2 separate regions of the Homo sapiens genome follow, and region 1 is linked to region 2. Evidence: read pairs that join two places in POLR2A ChIA-PET (ENCODE). Cell type or tissue: PC-9. All regions are shown on one strand.

What was found. ChIA-PET counts read pairs that join two places held together with the same protein. Peaks named below come from ENCODE experiments on the same cell type or tissue, not always from the same donor. Only the 100,000 strongest peaks of a DNase experiment are listed, where the experiment ranks them.
Region 1: POLR2A ChIA-PET joins it to region 2 with 5 read pairs; 3 of 35 experiments call an interaction of 5 or more read pairs at or near these places.

The regions. Positions count from the first base shown.
Region 1 is chr10:71,432,838-71,435,337 of GRCh38, forward strand. The region is part of intron 1 of CDH23 (cadherin related 23); the gene reads left to right. Among named protein-coding and RNA genes, the nearest start is that of CDH23, 37 kb to the left of the region's middle. In PC-9, no CTCF peak of the experiment used is centred here; a DNase peak (open chromatin) is centred at 1,404; H3K27ac peaks cover 349 bases.
Region 2 is chr10:71,653,795-71,656,294 of GRCh38, forward strand. All of the region lies in intron 14 of CDH23 (cadherin related 23), which reads left to right. Among named protein-coding and RNA genes, the nearest start is that of C10orf105, 65 kb to the right of the region's middle. In PC-9, no CTCF peak of the experiment used is centred here; no DNase peak of the experiment used is centred here.

The sequences.
Region 1 (2,500 bases), 220 kb before region 2:
ATGTCCCTAGAAACGTCTGGTAGCAGCCCAGGGAGGGGTGTCAGCCAGAGGACCGCCGAGGACCCTCCCAGCTCCCAGAGTCTCCCCTGGTGTTTGCACCTGGGACTCTGGCCTTCAGGGAGGCTCAGGACAGTGCGGGAGAGAACGTCTAATCAGGGTTGTCCATGTGTTCATAGGCTGTGGCAAGATTTTGGTAGGGTGGCCATAAATGAGGCCACTGATGTCAACACGTTGAATGCTTATTGCAGAAGATAGGCGGAATGCAGAAACTAGCTAGAAGACAATAAAACTTCCCATAACCTCACCACTCACACAACACCCTGGCTTCACTCCACAGTGCTGTATGCGCACACTCCCCTGCATACATTCACACACTAGGAATCCAAACACCATCCCCTGTTGCTTCCTAGGGACATCCCACAGTTGAGCCAGTCCCCTTTTGGGTATCTATCATAAGTTACGCAGCAGTGGGCATCCCTGTGGCTTGGTGTCCACGTACAGCTATGGCAATTTCCTCAGCTGAGGTTCAGGAGGTGGAATTGCTGGGCCACAGGGTATATGCATTTTCAGGCTCTTTGGACAATTTTCAAAGACGGACTGATTCTCTGTCCAGTTGCCTCAGCTCAGGGGTTTGGGAGCCCTGCTGATCTTGCCCCTCTGGTGGCGGTAAGCACCACCTCCCTGCTGGTGGCTCCCACACTTCTGCTTCCAGCCCATCCTGGACCTTGGCTGAGCATGTCCAGCTGCTGACCCACTGTTGCTACTTGGTTGTCAACAGCCATGCCAGACTCGCCATGTCTCAAATGAACTTCCGATCTTGTCCCTCAGCCAGCTCCACCTGCAGCCTCTCCTGTCCTAGCTAATGGCAATGCCATCCTCCCAGGTGCTTGGGCTCAATTCATTCTTGCACAGCCAGATCCCCACCAGCAGGAAACCCTCTCAGCTCTACTTTGAAACATGCCCAGAATCTGCCAGATCCCACACCGCTCCCCTGCCTGGAGCTCATCATCCCTGCCTGCATCCCTGCAGGAGCCTGGACACCAGTCTAGCCACTCCCACCCATGCCCCCTACAGTGTGTCCTCATCACAGCAGCCAGGGTGCTTCTTGAAAACTGGTTATTCATATCACGTGTTTCCTCACAATCAGTGGCCTACAAAGTGTCCATGATGGACCCTGAGATCTCTCTGCCCTCATCTCCTGCAACTCTTCCCGCTGTGCACCCCTTCCAGCCACGCTGGCCTCCTCATGCTCCTCAAGCGCACTAGGCATGCTCTTGCCTCAGGGCCTTTGCACAGGCCGCTCCCTCTGCCTGGAAGGCATTCCTCCCAGATATCCACATGGCCCACTCTCCTGCGAGTGCATGCTCATATGTCACCTCCCCAGTGACCCTCAGCTGGTTCCTGCACTGCTCCTTCTTTCCCAGGGCACCTCACTCCCAACACTGGATGACTCACTCACCTGCTCTGTTGGGGTTGGTCTCTCCCAGGCAGTCTCAGCTCCCCCAGGGTGCGGGCTTTACCTTGTTCCTTTCTGTGTCCTTAAGCTCTAGCACAGTGCCTAGCACACAGTAGGGCATGTCAGGGCAGATGTGCGCAGTGTGGCCAGACCCAGCTGGATCCCCCACTGCCTGAAGCCTCACCTTGCAGCTCACTGGCTCTCTGTGGTATAAGACTTTGATTTGACTTGGTGGGGGGCAGGGGTGATTCCTATGTGGGTGACTCCATGGATGCTGTCACTGAACCACCTCTCAGAGCCTCCCCAGCCAGCCCTCAGCCCAGAGCTGGTCTGAGCAGCAGGTCTTCCTGGGTGATGACAGGAGAAGGTGGTTAATGTGGGCGGGGCTGCTGCTCTAAATCTGAGAAATTTGCAGTCAGCTTCTGCCAGGGACAAAGGTGTCAACCTTGAGGGGAAGGTGGTGGAGGGAAGCAGTAGCGGGTGAGGAGGGGGGAGACTTGCTCACCCCTGATGGAGCATGCATTCTCCTATTGCTACTGGTTCTAGGAGCAATGCGTGTGAGATGCCAACAGCCTGGGAGGGCAGATGAAACAAAAGCCCACCCACCACCCCAGCCATCTGCCTTCTTCTTGGCATGTGCAGCTTACCTCCTGCTGGCCCAGCATACCTTGGCTGTGAGCATGTTGGAATTCTCACTGGGCTCGCTGAGTAGATGCCACAGGGTCTTGCCCAGAGACTTCCTATCAGGCGCCTCTGCAGGACCCTCCCCTGGGTCACATGTCTGAGCTCAGCAAGGGTTGGGGCTGAGGCTGGGAGCCTGGCCATGATGGCCATCAGAATGGAGTTCAAATCCAGACTTGACACTTATTAGCTGTGTGACCTTGAGCAAGTTGTTTAGCCTCTCTGAGCCCCAGCATGTAGAATGCATTGTGTATCACAATGACTGGCATAGAACATAGACTCAGTAAATGTTAGAATTATGAATCTGATGTGTGGGTAGCTTGAACCCTGAAAACTGGGAGCCCTGGGATTTTCTCTCTCCTG
Region 2 (2,500 bases):
TGTAGAGAGAATAATAATAATACTTATCCCACAATGAAGAGAGACGGGGCATTTAAAGCACTTTGTGTATTAGAAGGCACTGGGTAAATGGCAGGTGTCTTATCTGGGAGTCGGTGGAACTTCAGAGAGCATTGGTATTTAAGCTTGGGTCTCTTGGTTCCTAGATTTTCTGCCTTTGGCTGTGACTTCCCTAGACTCTGGGTCCTCTCAGTTGGTGCGTTGGTTGAGTTTTTGTCTGTGCTCAACCCCGGGAAGCCAACACACTGAGTCTAGCCTCAAGGAACAGAACACAGAGAAAGGTTAAACAAGCTTGCAGGTGAGAACCAAGCCTCTTCGGAGGGACGCAGACGATAGTTGCTGCCAGGTGTGCGACCTGTGCGGTGGTCTGGGGACATGGACTCGGAAGGGCCCCAAACTTGGTGGAATGCTCTGCTGTCACCATCTTGAAATTCTGATAATTTCTGAACAGAGGCCCTGCGTGCTCATGTTACTCTGGGCCCTGCAGCTTACGTGGCTTGCCCTGGCACAGGAGTTTATCATTCTCTGCCCAAATAAACTCAGTGGCTCTCCACGGTTTTCATCGATCCCTACATTCAGTCAACAGTCAGCAAAGGCTGAAGTGCTGGGGCCTTCTGTTCCCACAGAGCTTGCTTCAGTTCTTATTGCCGCATAAGAAACCACCCAAACTTAGTGGCATAAAGCAATAGCTGTTTTTAATACAAATGGCTCATGGATTTGGTGGGTCAGGAATACAGAAAGGGTGCGGTAGGGAGGCCTTCTCTTTCCTTGGGATCTGAGGTGACTCGACCAGCTGGAGTCTGGAAACAGAGGGCCCGGAGGATCCATTCTGATGGTGTTCTCACCCTGCCACGACTGTGCCCTTGGCTCATTTGGCTGAAGGGTGAGTGCAGCCGGACTGTGGCCCAAGCACCCACATGTAGCCTCCCCACGTGTCCGGACATCTCCCAGCATGGGAGTTCTGAGCAGGCGCACCCCCAGGGAGGCCTCTGGGGGAGGAGTGTCCCAAGAGATCCAGACAGAAGCTGCGTGGCGTTTTTCAACCCAGCCTCCAAGTCACACTGCATCATTTCTGCTGAATTCTGTTGGTTTTAAGTCACCAGGGCAAGTCCAGATTCAAGGAGAGAGGACGTAGATCTCCCCAGCTGTCAATGGAGAGAACGTCCAAGAATTTACACACACGTAAATGTCATAGAAACACTCAGAGGTCACTTTTCCATACCACTTCTGAGCAGTCATGCATGAGCACAGTGCCATGATGCCACAATTTCCCTCACCTCCTCCTGGAGGGCACAAAAGGAAGCAGGAGAGCAGAAGGGAAACCTGCAAATCCCCTTTCCAGCCTGGGACGAGCTCTCCGTGACTGGGAAGTGAAAAGACAGTGATCCCTGCTGTCCCAGGCACTCCCTGGCCAGTGGAATTCAAGCCTTCTAGACCTGGGTTGGCCTCTGCAGCCTGGCCTTGAGCTGCTATTCCAGCCCTTGCCCCCATACCCCTCACACCCTTCTCTCCTGCCCACTCAGATCCTCAACACCCCTCAACCCTCAGCATTTTCTTGCCACGGCGTCTTTACTTGCTACTCACCTGCCTCTCCCTCCTTCCTATTGGAGACCATCAAAATCTGCTGAACCTCAGGGCCAGCCTCCTTGGCAGCACCGCCTTAAAAAGCCCACTTTTCCTGGTAACTGGCATGTGTCACCTCTCGAGTTCCTCTGCCTCTTCTCTGGGGCCCCAGCATGCTGTGTGCCTTGCTGTCTGTGGCTGTTCCCACCCCTGTATGAGGGCTCGCTGGCAAGTGTTCCTTCCCCACGCCACTGAAAACCTTCCCCAAGCAGGTTCTCTCTGTCTCAGGGGCCCCACCCATGGTGTATGCAACACAAAGTAGGCTGGACTCCTACTTTGGTGTCTGGGGTGGTCTGGGGTATCTAGGACAGTTGCTGGAGGAAGGAATGTGGGCAGGAGAAGGTTAGCAGAGGCCTCATGGGGACACATGAGGCACAGAGATGGTAAATTACATACACAAGGCCACCCAGCCCATCGGCAACGGAGATGTTTGTCCAAGCCTGAAGCCTCATAACCCCACATTTCACTCTCTGTGCCAGGCTCCCCCAACATCCCCTCGGGTGACAAGCATATGCAGAAGACTGCTGGCCAGAGAACCCCAAGGCCTGGCTTCCAGGCCACTGAGTTGCTGTGTGACCCTGTCCCATTCTCATACTCTCTCCAGACCTTAGTTTCCTGCTCAGTCCAAGGAGAAGATGGGCTGGAGGCCTTCTGAATGCCCTTCATAGATCAGGCATCCCTGGGGATGCAGACCGCAGCCCCAGGACCAAGGCCAAGGGTAGGGAGGTGTAATGGCCACCAGCTTCCAGGATCGCCTGGGCCTCCTAGTCCTAATCAGGGCATACGAGTCCAAGGTCAACGCTGAAATCTGCCCTGCCTCTCAGTCTGGCCCTGTAGACAGGTGGGCGGGAGCTGACCC